Regions from separate parts of the Homo sapiens genome. Here region 2 is linked to region 1. A link is an interaction called in ENCODE POLR2A ChIA-PET data of the cell type or tissue named here. Cell type or tissue: Panc1. All regions are shown on one strand. Links, peaks and the distances in the headings refer to the core of each region. The heading gives the core; the rest is flanking DNA. Region 1 holds the start of ZNF217-AS1 (ZNF217 antisense RNA 1). Region 2 overlaps TSHZ2 (teashirt zinc finger homeobox 2).

Region 1 (6,573 bases), core at 1,927-4,426:
CAAGAAGCTGGGACTATAGGCATGCACCACCAGGCCCAGCTAATTTTTGTAATTTTTAGTAGAAATGGGGTTTTGCCATGTTGACCAGGTGGTCTCGAACTGACATCTGGTGATTTGCCCACCTTGGCCTCCCAAAGTGTTTAGATTACAAGCGTGAGCCACCACACCCAGCCCAATTTTTATTTTATTTTATTTTATTTTATTTTATTTTATTTTTTATTTTTATTTTTTGAGATGAATCTTGCTCCGTCGCCCAGGCTGGAGTGCGGTGGTGCTGTCTCGGCTCACTGCAGCCTCCACCTCCCGGGTTCAAGCAATTCTCTGCCTCAGCCTCCCGAGTGGCTGGGATTACAGGCGCCCACCACCATGCCCAGCTAAGTTTTTTGTATTTTTAGTAGAGACGTGGTTTCACCATCTTGGCCAGGCTGTTCTTGAACTCCTGACCTCATGACCCACCCGCCTCGGCCTCCCAAAGTGCTGGGATTGCAGGCGTGAGCCACTACACCCGGCCTATTTTATTTTATTTTTGAGACGGAATGTTTCTCTTGTCGCCTAGGCTGGAGTGCAATGGCGCGATCTCAGCTCACTGCAACCTCTAACTCCCGGGTTCAAGAGATTCTCTCACCTCAGCCTCCCAAGTAGCTGGGACTACAAGCATGTGCCACCATGCTCAGCTAATTTTTGTAATTTTTAGTAGAAATGAGGTTTCACCATGTTGGCCAGGTGGTCTTGAACTACTGACTTCAGGTGATCTGCCCACCTTGGCCTGCCAAAATGCTGAGATTATAGGCGTAAGCCACCATACCCAGCCCAATTTTTAGCTTTTGCTCTAGGTGTGATGGGAAGCTGTGGGGAGGTTTAGCAGAGGGTTTAAGTGACTGGACTTAGCACAGCTGTGTTTTCCTTCATGGTGTCTGACCCGAGGGCCATTGCATCATTGATGTTAATTCCAAATGAGGCTGAATATTCATGCGGAGACACCGACGGGGTTGACCGGAGCTGCTCCTCCCACCTCATTGAACTTGATTGCCATTTCTGGAAGGCTTCATCTGTCAGTGCCCCCGACCCCCAGGAGGAGGGTTGGGAGGGCTTCCTAGAAGAAGAGCTGTCTAATCTGAGGCTTGCACAAGGATCTGGGAGGGTTTGCACCGGCTGTTGCCTCTGAACTTCCCTCTTGGGAGGAGGTTAAAGGCAACAAGGCACATTTCGGGGATCATCAGGAGGGGGATGCCCTTGAGTAAGGAGTTTTCTGCCAGGAAAGGGTACGAAGAGGCTGAGGAGGTGGTGGTGAGCTGGTTAAGAAAATGTGGGCATTATCTTGTGGTCAATAAAAAGACACTGAAGAGGCCAGGCATGATGGCTCATGCCTGTAATCTCAGCACTTTGGGAGGCTGAAGTGGGAGGATTGCTTGAGCCCACAAGTTTGAGAGCAGCCTAAGCAACATAGTGAGACCCTGTGTCTACAAAAAATACCAAAAAAGTTAGCCAGGGGTGCTGGCACATGCCTGTAGTCCCAGAGACTCTGGAGGCCGAGGCAGGAGGATCGCTTGAGCCTGGGAGGCCAAGGCTGCAGTGAGTCATGATGGCACCACCACACTCCAGCTTGGACAGCAGAGTGAGACCCTGTTTAAAAAAAAAAAAAAAAGACAATGAAGAGTGCAAAGTCGCAGAATGACAAGATCTACCATTTCATTGACCGGAAGTGAACATGCAACATTAAAAATCAATGGCCAGACAACCTTTTGGTTGAACTTTTATTGATTTGTCCTTGATACTATCAGTTAGAGTTGAAGGTGATCAGGTGAGTGCAGCACACGTTGAAAAGTGAAACCCTGGCTGGGCGCGGGGGCTCATACCTGGAATCCCAGCACTTTGGGAGACCGAGGTGGGCAGATAACCTGAGGTCAGGAGTTTGAGACCAGCCTGACCAACATGGTGAAAACCCGTCTCTACTAAAAATACAAAAATTAGCCGAGTGTGGTGGTGGGCGCCTGTAATCCCAGCCACTCTGGAGGCTGAGGCAGGAGAATTTCTTAAACCCGGGAGGCAGAGGCTACAGTGAGCTGAGATCATGCCATTGCACTCCAGCCTGGGCAACAAGAGTGAACCTCTGTCTCAAAAAAAAAAAAAAGAGTGAAACCCTCTAGTGACTCTTACTGATTTTTGCTGATCCTTAATATAAAGCAAGTAGTCATAAGTCGTAACCAGCCCAATGGCCTCCTTTCATCTACGATACAAAAGACACCTGGAGTTGAGAAGCTGAAAGACCTTGAGAAGTAGCATTTGGTCTGTTTGGACTTTAGCTGACACAGTGAGGTCTTATTTTCTGCAAATCTGAATTGTGCAAATCTGAAGTTGTGAATTAGAGGCTTGTTAGAGTTCCACAGTATGTACCAAATTTGCAATAATGTGAATTCCACATTAGAAAGGCTCTAAAAATCTTATTTCAGGGTGGCCTGGTCCCCTCCTTGTTGAAATTAGACTTGCATCTTGTGGGTTCAAACAATGATGGGCTTTGAGTTTTCTTTTTTTTTTTTTGAGACTGAGTTTCATTCTGTCACCCAGGCTGGAGTGCAGTGGCGTGATCTTGGCTCACTGCAACCTCCGCCTCCCGGGTTCAAGAGATTCTCCTGTCTCAGCTTCCCGAGCAGCTGAGATCACAGGCATGTGCCACCACGCCTGGCTAATTTTTGTATTTTTAGTAGAGATGGGGTTTCACCATGTTGGCCAGGCTGGTTTCAGACTCCTGACCTCAAGTGATGCCCGACAAAATGAGACTCCATCTCAAAAAAAAAAAAAACAACAAAAAAAACTTCTATTCATTTTTCAGATCTCAGCTGGCTGTTCTTTCTTAGCTGTGGCTGCCCCCACATGTAGGGCCTCCTCTCCTGCCTGATCCCGAAGCACTCCCACTTTCCTGTTACTTGCAGGGCTGTGAGCATCAGTTTATTTGCCCTCAGCCCTTGGCACACCACAAACTCCTGGAGGTCAAGGATGACTTCGGTTTGGTTCATAGTTCATAACTCTCTGCCAAGCACATGACATTCTGCCCAGTACATCGTAGGAGCTGGAGAAATAGCGTAGTAAATAAAATTATGTAAATTAAACTTAATTAAAATATTCATTTTTAGAAAAACAAAAACAAGGCTGATAGGCCATTGGTGAAATTGACAAAAATGAACTAAAATTTGCCTAATAAATAAAATAGAACACGTTATTCAAAAACATTTGAAGGCTGGGTGTGGTGGCTCACGCCTGTAATCCCAGCACTTTGGGAGGCTAAGGCGGGCAGATCACGAGGTCAAGAGATCGAGACCATCGTGGCCAACATGGTGAAACCCTGTCTCTACTAAAAATACAAAAATTAGCTGGGTATAGTGGCAGGTGCCTGTAGTCCCAGCTACTCAGGAGGTGGAGGCAGGAGAATCACTTGAAACCGGGAGGCGGAGGTTGCAGTGAGACGAGATCACGCCACTGTACTCCAGCCTGGCGACAAAGCAAGACTCTGTCAAAAAAAAAAAAAAAAAAAAAAAAGAGCTTTTGAAGAACATGAATAGCTAAACCTACCCTACTGTATAAAGAATGTTGGAGGCTGGGCGCAGTGGCTCATGCCTGTAATCCCAGCACTTTGGGTGTTCGAGGCAGGCGGATTGCCTGAGGTGAGGAGTTCGAGACCAGGCTGACCAACATGCTAAAACCCCGTCTCTACTAAAAATACAAAAATTAGCCAGGCATGGTGGCGGGTGCCTGTAATCCCAGCTACTCAGGAGGCTGAGGCAGGAGAATCGCTTCAACCTCGGAGGTGGAGGTTGCAGTGAGCTGAGACTGGGCCATTGCACTCCAGCCTGGGCAACAAGAGCGAAACTACGTCTGAAAAAAATAAAAAAAGTTGGAATTTTGATTGGAAAAAGTAACACTTCATAAGGGAACGTTTTAGTTTGTATTGATTTCAATTTTGCCAACTTTCTAGCATGTTCAGGATTCTTCCAGCAGCTTCTCAGACAGCATATCAGCTTCGGTTAGCTACTATTCAGACAATTGCATTTCATAATCAGCAATCAAAATTGTACTTTTCTGTTAAAGCTGTTAAAATATTCTTGCTTTTAAAAAAGCTGTTAAAAACACAATTGGAAAAGTCAGTGAAATGATCATTTGATATTTGATTATTCAGTGAATTAGTTTTAGGCAAATCGGACTGGCAGGCTGCAGAGGTGGCAACAGGCCAGAGGTCATTAGAGGACCAGGAAGCCACAGGAAGGTCACCTCGGCTACATTTTATAGCTCACAAAATGTTTTTACACACACACTACCCACTCCCCCCCCTCCACTGCCCCCATCACCCCGAGATGGAGTCTGTCGCCTAGGCTGGAGTGCAGTGGCACAATCTCGGCTCACTGCAACCTCTGCCTCCCGGGTTCAAGCAATTCTCCTGTCTCAGCTTCCCAAGTAGCTGGGATTACAGGCACCCGCCACCATGCCTGGCTAATTTTTGTATTTTTAGTAGAGACGGGGTTTCACCATGTTGGCCAGGCTGGTATTGAACTCCTGACCTTGTGATCCTCCTGCCTCAGCCTCCCAAAGTGCTGGGATTATAGGCGTGAGCCACTGCACACAGCCTATACACACACTTTTTTAAAAAAACTTTTTTATTTTGGGATTTTTTTTTTTTTAAGTTTTAGTCTTGCTCTGTCACCCAGGCTGGAGTGCAGTGGTGTGATCTTGGCTCACTGCAACCTCCGCCTCCCAGGTTCAAGCCATTCTCATGCCTCAGCCTCCCAAGTAGATGGGACTACAGGCGCCACCACACCTGGCTAAGTTTTGCACTTTTAGTAGAGACAGGGTTTCACCATGTTGGCTGGGCTTGTGTCGAATCCCTGACCTTAAGTGATCCTCCTGCCCTTGGCCTCCCAAAGTGCTGGGATTACAGGCTTGAGCCACCTCGCCCAGCCTGGAATAATTTTATATTCACAGAACAGTTGTAAAGAGATTGCAGAGAGTTCCTGAATTCGAACCCAAGTTCCAACCCTGCACCCAGCTGGCCCTAGTGCTACCATCTTACATAAGCACAATGCATCTGTCAACACTAAGAAATTAACACTGGTATGTTACTTTATTTAGAATTCCCTAGTTTTCCCATTAGTGGTGGGATTTTTTTTCTGTCCCAGGATCCTACCTTGCATTCAGTCATCATGCCTCTTGTAGTCTTCTCTCGTCTGTGACCATTTCTTAGATTTTCCTTGTTTTTCATTCCGTGGACAGTGTTGGGAAGGACTCGGTGTTTTGTAGAATGTCTGCTGATCTGGGTTTGTCTGATGTTTTCTCATGATTGTCTGGGATTACGGGTTTTGTGGAGTATAATGCAGAGGTAAAGTGCCTTGTCATCTCATCATATCATGGGAGGCGGGGGTAGTATTGTGGGAGGCAGGGGTATGTGAGAGCCGCCTGGCAAATCTTGCCTCTACCAGGGTGCTTAATGTTGTCACATGTTTGATTATCATAACCTGTAAAATAACTGGAAAAGTTAAGATTCTATTTTATCATTTCAATGATTTTTTTTTTTTTTAATTTTGAGATGGAGTCTCGCTCTGTCGCCTAGGCTGGAGTGCAGTGGCGCAATCTCAGCTCACTACAACCTCTGCCTCCCGGGTTCAAGCAATTCTCCTGCCTCAGCCTCCTGAGTAGCTGGGATTACAAGTGTGCACCACCATGCCTGGGTAATTTTTGTATTTTTAGTAGAGACGGAGTTTCACCATGTTGGCCAGGCTGGTCTTGAACTCCTGGCCTCAAGTGATCCGCCTGCCTGGGCCTCTCAAAGTGCTGGGATTACAGGAGTGAGCCACCACGCCAGCCTCAACAGATAATATTTTAGTGAGCAGTCATATATGCAGGCGTTGCTTAAATTGAAGTCATTCAGTATTAATGAGGAAGGTCAGATGAGATCCTGTACTTAAGGAGCTGGGAAACTGAGGATTCGAGAGTCTAAACAGCTTTACCCAATGTGGTCCAGGTTGTAGGTGGCAGAGCCAAAATTCAAACGCGTGTCTCACTTCAAAGGCTCTGTGTGTGTTTGTGTGTGTGTGTGTGTGTGTGTGTGTGTGTGTTTGCTTTTGCTCCATTGATTCCAAATAACAAAACAAAACCAAACAAAAACTTTGCTACAAAACCCTCACTCTGATCCTGATGCTATCTTAATTGTGATAAATGTGTTGTTTAATCTTCACAACAAACTCATGGAAAGGAACTATATGTAATCCCAGAGCTTTGGGAGGCCGAAGCGGGAGAACTGCTTGAGCCCAGGAGTTTGAGACCAGCCTGGAAAACGTAGTGAGACCTCATCTCTACAAAAAGTTTAAAAATTAACCAGGTCTGGTGGCATGTGCCTGTAGTCTCAGCTACTCTGGAGGCTGAGGTGGGAGGATTGCTTGAGCCCAGGAGTTCAAGGTTGCAGTGAGCTGTGATCGCACCACTGCATTCCAGCCTGGCCAACGGCATGAGATCCCTGTCTCAAACAAAACTAAACAAAACCAAAAGAAAAGGAACTACATATCCTTCCTTTTTCAGGTGAGGAAACTG
Region 2 (6,573 bases), core at 1,998-4,497, 260 kb after region 1:
AGAGAATAAGTTTCGACATTTTGTACAATTTCATAGCCAATTCTTTGATATCTGTAAGAGGCCACTAAATTCTGCAGTAAACCTTCCAGGGTTGAGGGATATTCAAATAGGTCACATGATAATTACAGGCAATATTTATCTAGTGTTTCAGTGTGTCAGGCATGGGCCTAATTATAACATTTAATCCTCAAGCAGCCTTAGAAGTGTTACTATTACTTTCTCCATTGTATACACAAGGAAAGTGGGGCTTGGACAAGTTAAGTCTTGCTTAAGGTCATAGAGTTAATAAATGATGGAGCCCAGATTCAAACCAAGTTAGTGAGACTGCAGAGTTCCTGCTACTAACTGTGTCCTACCCCCAGGTTGCCCAAGATAATACACTGGTTGATAGGTTATAAGTCATATCAAGTCTCTATGGCCAGGTGCAGTGGCTCATGCCTATAATCGCAGCATTTTATAGGCTCATGCCTATAATCGCAGAAACCAAGGCAGGAGGATAGCTTGAGCCCAAGTGTTCAAGACTACCTTGGGTAAGACGGCACGCTAATTAAAGCATTAGCTGGGCGTGGTGGTGCACACCTGTGGTCCCAGCTACTCTGGAGGCTGAGGCAGGAGGATCGCCTGATCCTGGGAGGTCAAGGCTGCAGTGAGCCTGATTGCATCACTGCACTCAAGCCTGAGTAACAAAGCCGGAACTGGTCTCAAAAAAAAAAAAAAAAAAAAGATTCTGAGATTTCTCTCATTGGATCAATTTCCCCTGCATTTCAGCCTTTATCATTGACACTGAGCTTATTTCCTGACCTGGTTCCCATTGCTATTTCTTAAGGTATACTAAAATCCTTTGCAGTTAGAGATTACAAGACTATAATAACTTGGAATAAGGTGATATGACTTGCCAGCATGGCCAGATCACCAGGGGTCATGGGACAGGGTACTGTGAGGGGATGTAAATATCATGTGACTTTCTCTACCTTGAAGTTGTCTGGGGTAAATGGATTGGAAATCAAAGATCCTGGATTCACTTTGGGCAGATCATTTCCCTTTCTACTTCATTCATTCCATCTGCAGCATAAGCAGACTCCAAAGTCCATTTTGTGATGGCGTCCCTAGACCTGCAGAAATTCTAAAACTTGGTTTCATCTCAGTCTCTTTGCTTGGGGAAAATTTCCAAAGCTTGCATGAAAAATATGAGTGACTATGCAAAACTGTCAACTGCCTTGAACAGGGAAAAGATAAGAGATGTATTTCTGGGTTTGTATCACCCTAACCTTAGCCTTGGACCAAAAATATAAAGAAGTTTCTAGGAAGATGGCTTTGACCTCAGACCAAGGAAGAACAGAACAAACTCAAGTTATGATAAAGGACAAAGATAGTCCAGAGACTGTGTTTTAAGAAAAAGATAAAGTGTGTGGGAGTGAAAGGGCTTGAGATGAAACAACCCTGGAAATGCTAGCCCAGCTGACCAGCTGTTTTCGACAGCACTTTTCACCCATCTTGCTGTACTGATGGATGAGGGAGATAACACTGAGCCTAATTTGAAGGAGGTTACATATTGGAAATTGCCAGCATATTGAATGTTGGGTGATCATGCAATAGGATAGATTGCAATCTTTTAAGAATAAAACCTTACAGCAACTAAACTGCATGATCACACTAATAAACACTGACATCTGGTCTTTTCCTTAAGTCAGGAAGTGGGCAGCTCAGCATTGTGAAGCCCAGAGCAAATTGCAAATTCCTCAATGAGACATCAATTTCTGGACTTCAGAGGAGACAAAAACGCAGACCTAGATCTGAAAAATTTATGAAGGAAGCACACCATTAAAAAAAATTTTGGAGATGGGACGGATAGATAACAGAACTAAGGCTGAGAGGAGAAACAGTCTTCAAGAATAATATGCATCAAACTGCCTGGATTTTTTTTTTTTTTTTTTTTGCAGTCATTACAGACCTGGATAGTAATGAATCCTTCAACTTCACCTTAGCTAAAGCATGAGGTGCAGAACATTAGATATATGAGAGAAACTTTTAGGAGGTCCATAGAGGCAGCAATACAAGCAAAAAACAAAAAACACAGAACTATAAAGTGAAAGATGGCTGTTTTAAATTTTCTTCTATGCTCCAAAAAAGAAAATCTCAAAGTGTCAAGTTCAAATTCAAGTTCAAGGTTTTAACATCCCACTAACACTTTTTAACCTCTTGTCCCAACAAAGAGAAACCAGAGCTCAGCTCCAAGACTTAGGCAAGCATCAGGATCTGGCCAGATATGAAAACATTGTTTTGTGGTCACTTTATGTATCTTTTGTCATTTGCTCCTTTTTTTGTTAAGTTATACTGGTTTCCATTTAGTCTAGTGATTAAAGTTTCCTCTTTAATACAAGTATTTATCATAAGTAAATAAAAGCACAGGGGTTTGCAGATATGGCAAAAAGTACAAATATCATGTGAATACAATTAGGGAAACACCGCTTTATGATGATAATAGCTAACATTTCTTTGTTTTTAGTGATTATCAGGAGCTATTTAAGTCATACACGTGCACACACACACACACACGTATACATAAACTCATTTAACTTTCTTTACTACCCCTTGAGATAGGTCTTATTATTATCCATGTTTTTATAGGAAAAACGGACATACAGAGAGTTTAAGTAATTTGCCCAGAATTCACATCTAGAAAGCTGCAAGGCCAAGATTTGAACAGGAGGGTTTTGGACCACAGAACGCAAATTTTTTATAACTGTGCTATCCTGCAACCAGGAGGTCTGGCTTTGCCTGCAAATGGAAATGAGTATGGTGAGCAATTAGTGTCAATCCATGAACCTGGGTTGTTGAAGCATTAGTTAAACATTTCTGTTTGTAAATGGAGGGTACGAGGACAAAATTAAAAACCAATGACTAGGCAGAAATGTACTAAATGGAAAGTAACAAGATGATGTTCATAAATACTGCAATCCTCTAAGATCACAGGGAGGACCAAGCAAAGAAATGAGCAAATCCAAGGGAACACTCCACTGGAGCCTCCAGCAGCAGAAATGACTCGTGTCTTTATGTAACCGCAGTAGTGTTGTTGGAAGCAGGCTTTATGCTGCCTTCACCTTTGAGATGTGATGGGAATCCTGCTTTTCAAAGGGAAACTTGAGAAATAAGAACTAAAAACAAGGATTGTGAAAGATTCCTCACAAAAAGGATTAGAGGATTGAGGAGTAAAAGATCAGAAAGACTTAAACCCAAAGACTCTCAGAACCTCTTGATGGACTGAATTTTTCTCTGAGCTGGTGAGTTTCCAGGCTCCTCTCAATTAAATGCTTTTTAAATGGGAATTATTTAAGTATCAGGAGCTGAGGAGAACCTGAAAGCTCAGGAAAAAATGATGACAGAAGAACTAAAAACTTATGACTCAGTTGTATAATTTTTGCCCAGCAAAAATTTATTCTCTGGGTTTGACTTGACTTTAATAAAATACTCTCTGTCTCTCTCTCTCTCTTTTTTTTTTATAAGCTTGTGGACTTCCAAAGCAGTTGATGCAGATGATCTCACTCAATCATTCCAATTATCCTGAGCAAGAGGTGGGGAAAGTATTTTATGACTATTTTTAAGATTAAAACATTTGAGGCATAAGACATTAGGACTTTACCTAATGGAATCTCAACTAGTAAATCAAGCCATTTAGCAAACGTCTACCACAGTGCTAGGTTCGGCACTAACTGCTTTACCATGTTTTGTTATTAATCTGCCTAACAACCTTTGAGGGAGGTACCTGCCTTTTGCTCAGTCTCTGGAGGCTAGAGCGATTAAGCGACCTGCCAAGATCCAGCCCCTCCTAGCTCACAAGAGCTCATGACAGCTGCCTGTGTGCGCCTCTTCCCACTGTGGAAGTATTTACACCACAGAAATTGGTCAACACGGCAAATCAGGACCTGTTATTTTATTTTATTTATCTATTTTTTTTGAGATGGAGTCTCGCTCTGTCGCCAGGCTGGAGTGCAGTGGCATGATCTCTCGGCCCATTGCAACCTCCGACTCCCTTTTTCAAGCAATTCTCCTGCCTCAGCCTCCCGAGTAGCTGGGATTACAGACATGCACCACTGCGCCCAGCTAATTTTTGTATTTTTAGTAGAGATGGGGTTTCACCATGTTGTCCAGGATGGTCTCCATCTCCTGACCTCGTGATCTGCCAGCCTTGGCTTCCCAAAGTGCTGGGATTACAGGTGTGAGCCACCATGCCTGGCCAGGACCTGTTTCTTTTCTTTTTTTTTTTTTTTTTTGAGAGCCAGTTGTTAAAATTTACCAGCACAGCACTGGGTACATGCCTGGTAATTGACAGAGCAGCATCCATAACCAGTCTGTCTGGTGCCACACTGTTGTTTGCCTTCCCCCTTCTCAAAGTGTCCATGCCCTCTGGACAACATCCAAGACTGGTCAGCCTTCTGTTGCCTGAAGAGTGAGGGGGCCTGAAGAATAACCTGGAATTCTCATGTATTAATTGTTTTTGTTTTTGAGGTGGAGACAGAGTCTCACTCTCTTTCCCAGGCTGGAGTGCAGTGGCATGATCTCAGCTCACTGCAATCTCTGCCTCCTGTGTTCAAGCAATTCTCGTGCCTCAGCCTCCCGAGTGGCTGGGATTACAGGCCTGCACCACCAGGCCTGGCTAATTTTTGTATTTTTAGTAGGGACAGGGTTTTGCCATGTTGGCCAGGCTGGTCTCAAACTCCTGGGCTTAAGTGATCCTCCTACCTTGGCCTCCCAAAGTGCTGGGATTACAGGTGTGAGCCACTGCACTTGGCTCATGTATTAATTTATACTAAAAAGTATAGAAATGCCACGGAGATTTTAAAAGATAACTCATACAATCTGTGCTTAAGAGCGTGGCCTTTGTGCTAATGGTGGTGGGTTTCAAATTCTTGCTCTTGTTTTCAATGGCGACCCTTATATCATCAAAACTCCCTACCCACCTAATTAAACTATTGACTGTGAATGGACCAATGATGAGATTGAGTCTTCTCTGATTATTCCATATTCCTGAGGGGACATATAAGAAGCATGTAGTGTTAGATGCATGTGACTTTTATCTGAGCCTTGCTACTCACTGGATCTGTGACCTTAGTCAAGTTACTTCAACTCTCTGACTGTCTGAATTGGAAAATGATAACAGGGCCATTGAGGGGGATTAAAGGAGCCATTGCTCTGGAGCCTGACAGTGAGCAAACTCTCAACAGATTGTTAGCTTCTATTCTGGGTAATGCAGTTACTGTTAGTACACATGCAGCATGGAAAAGGAAATTGTAGCCAGAAGGTGGTTTATAGACTGGGCAACATAGTGAGACCCCATCTCTACAAAAAAATATTAAAAAAAATCTGGCCATGGTGGTGCACATGTGTAGTCCCAACTACTCGGGAGACTGAGGCAGGAGGATGGTTTGAACCTGGGAGTTCAAGGCTGCAGTGAGCTATGATTGCACCACTGCACTTCAGCCTGGGCAGCAGAGCAAGACCCTGTCTCAAAAAAAAAAAAAAAAAATAGGTGGTTTGTGTGCATTTACTGGCCAGGAGGGTGAAATTCTAATGAACTTCAGAAAGAGTTCTTGGAAGGCTAGAGAGGCTACTAGGATTGCTTTGCTACTGGATTCAGAAATGTTCCAGACAAGCAGTCAAAAATCCTCTCATTTCCAGTGTGGAAGTTTAAGGCACAGATGGTCTCAGATTAACTCTCTACCCCTGTAAGGGTCAGGATTACCAGTTCACCATGCAGCAGTTTTGGTATAGAAAACATGTGGACAGAATCATGCTCTCCTCCTAGATGAATGGACCGAAGCCTCAATAATTAGTCATTATTATTAAGATTATTATATGTGAGACCTTCCCCATCATAGGCCAGACACTAAATGTTCCATAACCAAAGATGTCCTTTTCCCATGGGCAATTTTGGAATTCCCCTTAACGAAATTCCCTATCTGTTCTTTTTTTTTTTTTTTAAATGCTATCCTGACTATCTTTCTGTGATATCTATATTTTTTCCCTTCAGAAATTACTAATATCATCTGTACCATGGTGTCAGTATCCCAATAACTTGACTGGAAGGAAGGACATTCCTCAAGGCAGAAATTAAGGTTTGCCTTGATGTACCAAATGTACCAACGTAGGGCTTTGATTCAGAAGAGTGTGCTGTGAGGAGGCAGGTGCCAGGCGGATTTTATCATGACCTGGGTGAAAGCCATCTGCCCTGCAGAGGGAGCTGTTTCAGAACTCCTAATAGGAAAGTCAAACGTCCAGCACAGCCAGTGCAAGAGTGGTCCCACCAGCACAGTCCTGGCAAAACTCTTGACTGTGTAGCCTTCAAATCTGATTCTCTGGATCTCTGGGTGGTCCCATGAACTATATAATAACATTTGATGAAACTTTTTTTCTGTTAGCTGGTGTAGATTCTGTGATGTGTAATTGAGAATCCTAACTGAACCCACAATTTTGCTCTTGATCTTTTTTTTTTTTTTTTTTTGAGACAGAGTCTTGCTCTATCGTCCAGGCCAGAGTGCAGTGGCCTGATCTCAGCTCACTGCAGCCTCCACCGCC

What was found. ChIA-PET counts read pairs that join two places held together with the same protein. Peaks named below come from ENCODE experiments on the same cell type or tissue, not always from the same donor. Only the 100,000 strongest peaks of a DNase experiment are listed, where the experiment ranks them.
Region 2: POLR2A ChIA-PET joins it to region 1 with 6 read pairs; 3 of 35 experiments call an interaction of 5 or more read pairs at or near these places.

Annotation. Positions count from the first base shown.
Region 1 is chr20:53,551,688-53,558,260 of GRCh38, reverse strand. ZNF217-AS1 (ZNF217 antisense RNA 1) reads right to left here and starts at 5,491. Exons shown (of 6, transcript NR_110051.1): 1 at 5,174-5,491; 2 at 1,506-1,623. RefSeq lists an enhancer at 845-1,345. In Panc1, for the core only: no CTCF peak of the experiment used is centred there; no DNase peak of the experiment used is centred there; H3K27ac peaks cover 282 bases.
Region 2 is chr20:53,291,399-53,297,971 of GRCh38, reverse strand. The region is part of intron 2 of TSHZ2 (teashirt zinc finger homeobox 2); the gene reads right to left. Among named protein-coding and RNA genes, the nearest start is that of TSHZ2-AS1, 210 kb to the left of the region's middle. In Panc1, for the core only: no CTCF peak of the experiment used is centred there; no DNase peak of the experiment used is centred there.